3 separate regions of the Homo sapiens genome follow, and regions 2 and 3 are each linked to region 1. The links are chromatin contacts, found by Hi-C or POLR2A ChIA-PET in ENCODE. All regions are on one chromosome and are shown on one strand. Each heading gives the region's core, a stretch centred on a gene start or an enhancer-like site at or near the end of the contact. The rest is flanking DNA. Distances are from core to core; before and after follow the strand shown. Region 1 holds the start of PPA2 (inorganic pyrophosphatase 2). Region 2 holds the start of RAP1GDS1 (Rap1 GTPase-GDP dissociation stimulator 1). Region 3 holds the start of STPG2 (sperm tail PG-rich repeat containing 2).

What was found. A loop is a pair of places that touch in the nucleus more often than their neighbours do. ChIA-PET counts read pairs that join two places held with the same protein, here RNA polymerase II (POLR2A). Pooled maps may share reads with other maps.
Region 2: a map of naive thymus-derived CD4-positive, alpha-beta T cell shows a loop between it and region 1 (14-fold over the local background). The contact joins the promoter of RAP1GDS1 here to the promoter of PPA2 in region 1. A Hi-C loop is called at or near these places in 1 of 168 maps with a recorded cell type or tissue (naive thymus-derived CD4-positive, alpha-beta T cell) and 2 of 50 pooled maps. POLR2A ChIA-PET finds 5 or more read pairs at or near these places in 1 of 52 experiments (activated CD4-positive, alpha-beta T cell).
Region 3: a map of CD8-positive, alpha-beta T cell shows a loop between it and region 1 (16-fold over the local background). The contact joins the promoter of STPG2 here to the promoter of PPA2 in region 1. A Hi-C loop is called at or near these places in 2 of 168 maps with a recorded cell type or tissue (CD8-positive, alpha-beta T cell and naive thymus-derived CD4-positive, alpha-beta T cell) and 4 of 50 pooled maps.

What each region holds. Positions count from the first base shown.
Region 1 is chr4:105,471,915-105,475,311 of GRCh38, forward strand. PPA2 (inorganic pyrophosphatase 2) reads right to left here and starts at 2,148. Exons shown (of 12, transcript NM_176869.3): 1 at 1,980-2,148. The coding sequence starts at 2,136. RefSeq lists enhancers at 1,329-1,498, 1,789-1,908 and a silencer at 2,129-2,338.
Region 2 is chr4:98,259,955-98,263,275 of GRCh38, forward strand. RAP1GDS1 (Rap1 GTPase-GDP dissociation stimulator 1) reads left to right here and starts at 1,430. Exons shown (of 15, transcript NM_001100427.2): 1 at 1,430-1,615. The coding sequence starts at 1,612. RefSeq lists enhancers at 671-970, 722-1,284 and silencers at 1,251-1,550, 1,651-1,720.
Region 3 is chr4:98,141,986-98,145,462 of GRCh38, forward strand. It overlaps STPG2 (sperm tail PG-rich repeat containing 2), which reads right to left and starts at 1,491. Exons shown (of 11, transcript NM_174952.3): 1 at 1,057-1,491. The coding sequence starts at 1,165. RefSeq lists an enhancer at 1,218-1,317.

The DNA.
Region 1 (3,397 bases), core at 898-3,397:
TTTATCCAACTGAATGAAAAACGTATTTTATTTGTGGCACTCTAGTTACAGAAAAATCATGAGTCCTAAGTACATTTGCAGCTAAAGAAACAAACCAACAATAAGAGGCCAACATACTCCCAAAAATGCCCCCATTCGACATCCTGTCTTAACAGAGACTGTTAGAATCTCCGTTATTCATCCAATGCCTTCAGGGAATACCAGTGCTGAGAAGGACCTTGAGGATCATCGTTTCAAGGTCAAAAGCTTCATTTTACAGCTGAAGAAACTGGCTCTGTGAGAAAGAACTGAAGTAACCACCCACCCAACAGCACACAGCGAGTTAACGGCAGAGCCAAGATTATGGCCTAGGACTCCCCATTCCAAATCCGGTACTGGGTCAACTACTCTGTGCGCTCCTGGCTTCTCAAGCCTGTTTTTGCTCAACCAGTGTATTTACTTTTTCCATAATTATAGTAATATTGTGAATCTCTGTACTATGCCTAACAGTGTCTAGCACACTTCATAAATATTTATTATTTGGGTATCTATTAATTACCGTACTTATTGCAAATCTAGAATACTTGCAGTAGACAGGCCTTTTTTCAATCTGCTTAAAAAGCGAACTGCCACTTCATAATTTTTTCTGACTATTCCCATTAATCATCACATGGTAACCTTTTAGAACATAATCCATTCAGAAATTTGAGACTTCCTGTTCACCTGATCAGTCTTAACCAAAGATAGAAGAAAATATGTGGCATAGGGTGAAAACTGCAACCAATTTTGAAGAAAATAGAAATTCTAGTACTAGTTGCATTATAATCACACGACTTTAGGCAAACTCTTCTTTCCCACAAAATAATCCTCGACCCTAAACTCATGTAGCATAACTGCAAATCTCTCATAAATTACAAATATCTATAATGATTATCGGTATTAACAATAGTAATTTATATTTTAGGCCCTGTGACTAATCAGTTTACATATATAATGTCATGTAATACTTGCAGCCCTATTTTACGGATGAGAAAAAACAAGGCTTAGCAACTTAAACTCGTCCGGGGTCACAGAGTTAAGACGTGAAGAACTCGAGGGCCTGCTTAGAACTGAAAGCCTCCAGAGCCAGTGCTCCGAAAAGGGGAGCGATAATGCAAGGCCCACTTTGATACTACCACTCCAAGGCTCTGCAGTCAGTGGGGAGTGAAGGCAAGCGACCGACATCGCTATTTTCTGTTACGGTTAACGTACACAGTGAAACAATGGGGTACACGGAACAATGAGTCACGAAGACCTGGGTCCTTTCTCTGAGCTCGGCAACTCAGGGACCCCCCCGAAGTCGCTTAGCCTTCTGGGCTTGTTCAGCTTGGGGAGGAAAAGGGGCTGCTCCGGAACCAACGAGGCTTTGGATGGTGGATCACACTCAGGGTGTAAACTTGTGCGTACCAAGTCAAGCTTCTGGGGAAAGAACCTTCATCAGAGTCCCTCCAAAAAAAGAAGACGCGCTGGATTAGGCATCCGCAAAGTTCCGCCTGCCTCTCCGACGTCAGGGAGCTCCCGCAGTAGGAGGTTTCTTACGCCTCTAGGAAGGCCGGCGTGTGGGCGGGCTCTGCCTTCCCTTCCTCACTGAGTTGTGTGAACCGGGAACGGCGGCCGGGCCGGCTAATGGCTGCAGGCCGCCGCGGGGTGGCCGCTTGCACTCTGCCTACCCCTCGGGGAGGGCGGCTGGCAGGGCACAGGGCGCTATCTACCCCCCAGCCGGCAGCCCTGCGCCTCTGCTCTCCGCTTTGGGGTCTTGATCCGCCGCCTCCTCGCTGGCAGTTCTCGTGACTCGGTGCGCGCTCCCGCGGGAAGTAAGGTGGCCTGGACCGCGCGGCTACCGCTGAGGGCCCCAAAAAGAGAGAAGGGAGACCGCGCGGGGCGTCCCAAGTGTCCCCCATTCCATCCCCCACCCAGGTTTCTCCGGTGCGCCGCTCGGCGAACCTCCGGGAGCTACTTACTAAAGAAGAGGCGGTAATTCTGCGAGCAGGGCTGGCCGCGCTCCTCAGTGTGGTACAGGGCCATAGCACGGCGCGACCCGGTCCCTGCACTGGTCCCCAACCGCAGGCACGCAGCGGCTGGGGCACCCGTGCGCAGCAGCCGCAGCAGCGCGCTCATGGCGTCAATGACGGTCCTGCTGTGCGCGCGGAGCTACCTGGGGGCTCGGCCGGGCCGCACGCCGGTGCCCCCTACCGTCCGGAGTCATCCCTCCCGCCCCGGCGCTCGGGCTGCGATCCTGGTCCCTGCCAGTGGAATCTGGAACACCAGCCAGTTGTGCGCACTATGCCCTCAGCGAGGCCGCAGCTCAAAGACGAGTGAGACAAGACCCACCACCCCTGAAGAGCTCACTGCCACTCGTTAATTCATACATTTATTCATGCCTTCATTTATCCCGTCAAGAATTACTATCATGATTTTTTAGTATAGTGATGTAATATTGAGTGATTACTCTGTGCCAGGAACTGCTCTAGACCCTGTCCAATATAGGAGATGAGCGCACATGCACGCAAAGACATCACTATAAGACAAAATGATCAGGCCACCACGTGAAAACGGGACGTTGACACCGACTTACAGAGCAAAAAACCCTAAGTAGCTTACTCAAATGCCATCTTCTCCATAAGGCCATTTCCTAACCCAGTAGAGATTATTTATTCTTTCTTTTATTTTATTATTTTTTGTTGTTGTTTTGTTTTTGAGACGGAGTCTCACACTGTTGCCTGGGCTGGAATGCAATGGTACAATCTCGGCTCACTGCAACCTCCGCCTCCTGGGTTCAAGCTATTCTCCTGCCTTAGCCTCCTGAGTAACTGGGATTACAGGCATGCGTCACGACGCCTAGCTAATTTTTGTATTTTTAGTAGAGACAGTTTCCCCATGTTGGTCAGACTGGTCTCGAACTCCCGACCTCCATTGATCCGCCTGCGTTGGCCTCCCAAAGTCCTGGGATTACAGGCGTGAGCCACCGCGCATCGGCCAGGCGGGGTGGCACACACGCCTGTAGTTCCAGCTACTTGGGAGGCTGAGATAGGAGGATGGTTTGGGCCAGTATCCAGGAGAATGGATATTGTAGAACAACCAGTAGTCTGCCACGTGTCATTTTATTTTTTTCTAGTCCATCTTCTTTGGGACTATCATCATCTAGGCTACTTTCCTACTGGGCACCCAGGTTCTTTCAGCATCTCCAATTATCGTGTGATCATTAAAATTGAGATACTGGTCTACCCAAGTTCCAGAAAGGATTCCTAGGAGATATTGTGACTAGCTACTTAGAGACACTCTACTAAGATTATAGATCCTAAAATGTTTTTGTCAACAGTGGTACCTTTGTAATGTGTCAACTTGAATAGGCATAACTATAAGGCAAATGCTCCCATAA
Region 2 (3,321 bases), core at 180-2,679, 7.2 Mb before region 1:
TACCAAACCTTTTTAATTATCGTTTCTTGCTGTAGAAAAATCACATAAAATCTGCTCTTTGCTTAACAAATTACAGGGTCGCTTCTGATTTGTGTGCTCGAAATACTAGTCACCAAGCAGAAACTGATGACTGTGAGAATAGGCGACTAATTAACAAACAAACAAAAAAAGCCCTTTCTCAACATTGGATTGACCGAGTGAAAGTTGACAGGGGAAAGACACCTCGATTCAGCCATCTTTCTCCAACAGGTTGTACTGCTGACTGCACAGTGTCCCCTGAAGGACTCCGGTCGCTGTAGCCTTGGAGAGCGACCAGATTCCTCACCCCACTCAGGAGGAGCCAGGGCAAGATTAGGGTGCAGAGAAATCGGTTTCCTCCAGCCTCCTACCCCAGGGAAGAGGACCGAAGCCAGCCCCGGCCTCACGTGCATGCCCAGTCGGGAGGACGCCCTCAGTGGGAGAGCCCTGCTCAGGTTCTCCCCGAGGCCGAGGTGGTGGTGGGAGCGGGCGGTGGCCCCGGGATCAAAGGACCTCCGCCGGGTTAGCTTTGGCAGTGCCGCAGCCAACCCAGCAGGACGCTTATTTTCAAGCCTGGGGAACGTAGTTCCTCCCGCTTTCACAGCAGGATGGAGCCCGACGGCACCCCGGTTAAAGGGCCTTTCCAGAGCCCTCCGGGGAACGGAAGGCCGCGCTCCTCCGGGAGGGAGAACGACACACTCTTCGAGGAAATCCTGGGGCGGGCGCTCTCCTCGCTGCCGGGACCTTTGTTTCTAAGCTGGCCACAGCTAGAGCAGCCTTAAGTGTCCCAATGACACGCCTGCTATCGAGCGCCCTCCCGGCGGCCCCTCCTCAGCCAGCTGCCCAGCGGGCGTCCTCAGGTGTCCCCAAGAGGCGCAGGCCTAGTCGCCTACACGTCCTTTCCAACTTCGTCAGCTCTGGCTTCCCACCACCCCTCCCGGCTCTGCGGCGGCCCAGCCTCTTCTCCGGTTAATTCCGGCCTGTGCGGCCCGGTCGTCCCGTAAAGAAGGCAAGCCCGGGTTCCGGGTGAGGGGTTGGTGGGTCAGGGTGGGAAAGCAAGGCAGCGGTGAGTCCTCTGCTAGCAGATCGGGCTCAATATCCCCATTCCCTGTTTTCTCCGGGCCCGCCCTCCGCCTCTCAGGCGGCCGCCATGAAGATCCTCTGCCGCGGCTGCAGCCGGTCTGCAAACACACGCCCACCCGCACGCTTAGCCTCGCTCGCCACAGAGGGAGGGGTGGAAAAGGCACTGAGCATGCTCGGTGGGGAGGGCGGGGCGCTCGTGGGCTGCGAGTCGGGGCCGGAGCTCTTCAGGCCGGCTCCCGCGCCTCCGCCGCCCGCCCGCTCGGAGCCGCGCCCGCCGCAGGCTGCGCCCGCCAGTCCCGCCCCGCCCCGCCCCGCCCCGCCCCCCGCCGCTCGTCCCCGCCGCGGCCGCGCCGCCTGCAGCAGCACCAGCTGCTCCTCCCCGGCGGCCGCCCCCCGCGGGTCCCTCCCTGGCTGCGGGAGAGACGGAGGTAGAGGGAGGACACAGAGCCGCGCCGCCCGCACCACAGACCTTCGCCTCGCCCCGCCGGTTCCTCACCCTCGGGGAGCAACATGGGTAAGTCATCCTTCCTCCGCCGTCATCGCCTGACATTTTTTTCTTTCTCGGCGTGCTGCAGGGTGGGAAGCATTTCTCGCGCAAAGTTGCCGGATTTCTCCAGTCCCCGGGTGTGAGACGGTGGCTGTTCCTCCGGGGAGAGTCGGCGCACGCGGAACGCACGCCGGGTGCCGGGGCTGGGAGGGTCCCGAGCGCGGGCTGGGGTGGGGTCGGCCGCGGGCCGGACCGCCGCCCGGCTCCCCGGCACCTCGCAGCCTCGCCTCCCCTCCTCCATTCTTCCTGCCGGTGCCCGGGCACCACGGAGCCTGCCTCGCGGGCTCGCATCTGCAGCTCCATCCCCGTTTCTCCAGAGGCCGCCCGCTTCCTTTTCCCCCGCGTGTACTGAGCTCGAGGCTCGGGTCCGACCACTACCACTTCGTGTAACTTCCTTCTCTGTCAGTGCGACCTTTCCCCGTCGTGGAGACTCCTCATCCCGGGCGGGGAAGTGGAAGCAAGTAGTTTGTGAGGGAGATCTTACAACCTGCACGGAAATTATTTTCCAAGGGGGAGAGCGGACAGCCTCATAGGTTGAAAGGATGACTTGTCAGAGGCCACGAGGAACGTGAGGCAGGATAGAGCCGCTAGCTGTTGAATTAGTGCTGGGTGACTACAGTGTGCAATATTCCCGTGCCCAGCCTATTTTCTGGATTCCTTCGTCCGTCTTCTGTAGCAGGAAACTGCGCCCTGTAACGTTGTTACCGAACTTACATGGTAGTTATTCTTTCCCAGCTTCCTCCTGTCTAATCTGCATAATCTGATTTTAGTTCCTTTGTATTTATAGTTAATCTGAAGAGATTGGTTTGGATGAGAGATTTAAGAGCAAATATGTTTTATAAAACGATATATACATTTGACCTAATTTTTTTACATCATCTATTGCTTAACTGTTACATTCAGTAATCACAGAAACGTCTGATGAATGCTGTCATGTAATTAAGAGCTCAAAGTTTCTTTTAATAGTAGCGACTTGTACTAAGTTCCCCAGTTTGCTTCCACTCCTGTCTGTCATAATTTCCTCTTTTTAAAATTTGCTCCCTTGGCATCTGTCAGCTGGGACTTTTCCCACCCCTTCTGTGCGAGTTATTTAAAGCTTGAGATGAATGTGGTCCTTTCATCTGTTAATACAGTGCTCAACACGTTCAGAGTTAGGTGGTGCAACTCAGAATCTTCAAGAAGTATCTAAACCTGGGAATGGTGTCCATAGAGTTTTCTGGAACAGCAAATGCTTCAGGCTTTGATCCCGACCTTTGGCCATATATCTGGAAGAGGCCAGGGTTGACGGAGGAGGTGGTATGAATCAAAAAAGGTCTAGGGCTCTGAATTTTATTTTCAGTTGTTTTTTCTTTTTAACGTGAGTACTCGATATGCTGAACAAATTTCTGTAAAAATTGGGTGGCCCATTTATGCGTGTCTGCCTTTCTCTTAAAGTAGATTTTTAAATAGGTATTATATCAGATTATTGGACAAGCTGTATATTTCCGTCGAACATACACACGTTTATGTGTGTTCCCTTTGAACATACACAGATAAAATACACTTTGAAATAAAATTCCTTTGAACATACATACACAGATAAGTGTGTGTATGTTCAAAGGAAATATACAGTATGTCCAATAACCCTATCTGATATTGGACTGTAAGTTCAAGTTTGGCTTGCAAAATATATT
Region 3 (3,477 bases), core at 241-2,740, 7.3 Mb before region 1:
TGGAAAGAAGTGTTTCCAAGAATAAAGTGGTCAGTTATGTCAAAATTAAGGATTGCAAAGTGTCACAGGGGGTCATTGTTAGCCATTGTTAGGGGAATTAATGCTTATAATGCCCAACTCCATTAAAATAAAGATAGAATAAGCTGCAAGAATAGTGATACCAGATACTGTGAAGCAGTACAATTCAACATGTGAAACACTGACAGAAGTCAAATTTGTACTCCACCCCAAGAAACCTAAACCTTCCCTTATCTGATCAGTTATGTAACAGAATAATGGATCCTGGCATTTGCTTGAAAATACATAGTGTAGGTATGGGGAAAATGTAGGTTAAGAAAAACTATCATTTGGACGGTATTAAGCTCCAGAAAATCACCAGAATAGAAAAAGTAGAAAGCAAAATTGATGTATTTATTTTTGACTAAGTCACTAACTGCAAACAAACGAGGAGAGCAAATATTATTTAAATTATCCATCCCCACTCCACTGGTCAAAAATATAATTTTTCTTTACAGAATGTGGAGAAAAGGGGCTCCCCTGAAGTGTGTTAAAAGAGATGAGGACGGTCAGAAAAATCTGTCTGAAAAAAAAACGGAACTATCTTTAAATAATACTGCAAAATAGAAATATAAGCTACATCTTAATAAATAAATGTCTCTGGTTAATGGGAGGAAAGATGTGAGGCAGGCAGGATTACAAAGCAACGAGACAGCGGGAGGTAAGGGCACAGGATTTGGAGACTCATATATTATGTCAACACAGCCAGGAAATCAAAATCCTAGACCTAAACTGCACAATCAAAAGTAGGATGTAGACAACTATTGCGGAATCAAAAGTCCTAGCCATATGCTCACCAGCCTTTTGAAATGGGACAAGTGATACTATCAGTCTCATCTGTAAAATAAAAGTATAGTGTTTTCCCTGCCTACTTCATGTTTTGTTATGTTTACAAAATGGTACTATTCCGCTCTATGTTTAACTCACAAGCACGCAGAAGCGGAGCAGGCTGAAGATAGGATGCCTGTCACAGGAGCTCTGCCTCTTCCTACATCTTACCTGTCGCCTGCTGCTTCAGGAAAGGTACCTGGTAGGATCCAGGACCCACATGGGCCTCAGTGCTGCCACCTTCAGCCAATTTGAGCAGGCGGGGAGCCCGATCATACATAGTGCTCGGGGTGGTGGGGGCGCTGGGGAAGGGCAGGTGCCGAAAACGATAAAAACAAGGTAGCTAGAAGTGTGGAGAAAAAGGAAGCCGACACCAGTCTGAGGAGGCCGGGAAAGAACTTCCGTAAACAGGGAAATTAGGGGTGGGGTTGTCTCCCCGCCCGCTCATTGATACCAGATTTCCTCAAATCGATTTCTAGCTCTGTGGTAAAGTAGAGGGGTGAGCGACTAGAGATTAGACGTCCCACACAATCATCAGTTTGCCAGGTGCACGCCACCAAAATTGGGTATTAGGGATTAGACGCTCGCCCCGGTGCTTCCGGCCCTGACTCCGCCCACTTCTCTCCGCCCGGAAGCCTGGGGAGGAGGCGGGCCCAGTCTCTGGGGAGGAGGCGGGCCCAGTCTCTAGGGAGCGAAGTGGAGGTGCCTTCCTGGGCCGAGCCCTCGGAGCATGCGCACCGAGCAGCCACCCTTTCCCGGCTCTTTTTACCCGGAACCCGGCGCGCCTTGAAGAAGGCAGGCCTAAACCTCGTAGCTCTTGGGGTCCCGGTAACTACTTAGGTCCCGAACTTTTTTAAGTATGCAGAAGAACCTTAGAAAACGCGTTAGGAAGGGTGAGGACTAACTTGACCTTGATCTGCTTCCCGACTCAACAGAACCTAGTAAAGAAAAATGCAGTAGCATGAAGCAGAGAGCTTGGGGTTCCGCAAGCTCTCCCCCGCTTCTACTGCAGCCCCACTCGTACTCACAGAGAAAAGGCACCTCTGATCTTAACCTGTAGATAGTCCAAACTGCTAAGACAAACCCAGGGCTCAGGGCAGTGACAAGAAATGGAGAACCCAGAAAAAAAAATAACAAATAAGATAAGGGTAAAAAAGAAAAAAAAAAAAAAAGAAATGAGGACACCAGGCAAGGAGGCGAAAAGCTCACCAACTGAAGCCGTGGAAGTGACTGAAAGCTGCCTCTTTTGTCGTATGCCAGGTAACCACAATACTGATTCATCAATATTTAAAAAGCAAAGCGAAGGCACTGAAAAAGCCCAGTCCACCCCACCAAACCAATGATTCTGAACCTTGGGCAAAAGAAACCTTGCTTGTCCTTGGGGCTTAAGGAATCTATGTCAGAATCCACCTCTGCATCTCGCAGGCTGTTTTTTCTAGCAAGAATTCTGTCCAGATTATAAATATCCTCAGAGGCTTAGACAAATCCTACCTTGATCATACCTCACCTCCAAATGGTCTACAGTACGTTAATTTGTTCCTACTACAAGTTTTTATAGTTTTCATACTCTGTAATACACGATTTGCCACTCAATCCTGTGCAACATTTACTGTGGCTTCATTGTGCCATATAGGTCGGAACCCTCTCCTTGCGAGGCTATATGCTTCTCAAGGATGTATCTGTAGTACCTTTTTTTCTGTTCAATAGCTAGCTAAATTATTTATGCACTTAAAAAACACGAATTGGCATATACTGTAGGTTCCATCCCTGCTAAGTTATGAGGATACAAAGGCATAAGAAAGTCCCTGCCCTCAGGTGTTCTCTCTCTAATGGGGAAAGAGACGTATAATCCAAAACGAGAGGTGGCAAAGATTTTTTTTAATGGTAGGAAAATGAATATTGCAATATTTTGGAAACATCTCACCAACTTCGATTCTCCCTGCATTCTGTCAGAAACCCTCATAATTCTCTCAATGTTGTTTTAACCTTATTTTCCAAGCTGCCACCTATACCCATTCAGAAGATCTAGATATTTACTATGACATATTAGAAAGAGTCACAGAGATGAAAGAGAAAAATTCATGTGCTGTGTATGATAATCCAGTGGTGCTTGTAAATTTGCCCGCTATGTCCTTAAGGACATCATTTGACCTTGATGATCCAAACAAGGATATCAACCCAAACTGCATACTCAGGTCTAGGCCATGGTTGCCGTAAGCATTGATGCAGAATTTCAAGCCCTGTCTGGCCATTCTGTCTGCAGTAGTCTACATTACTCTTTGCTTGAATATACATATTTTTGGAGATTGGAAATGGAAATGGTAAAGCTGGCTTTATATGCTTTCTGTCTGATTTGATTTTCAGCCATTGAATGTAACCTAATTTAGACAAAGGGAGTTCTTCATAGCACCCTTCCTAGCTCATTTGCAGACCTCTATGGGAGAGTTTCTGAGTACCAGCTAGGAAAACACTGTTTATTTACCTTGCCTGCCTCCTGAGTGAATGCTTTTTCCTCAAGGACTTCACAGAGATGGGTAGCTGATCAATGGCAGGACCCCAGTGTTTGTGGGTCTTCTGGCCAGATCCTACCTA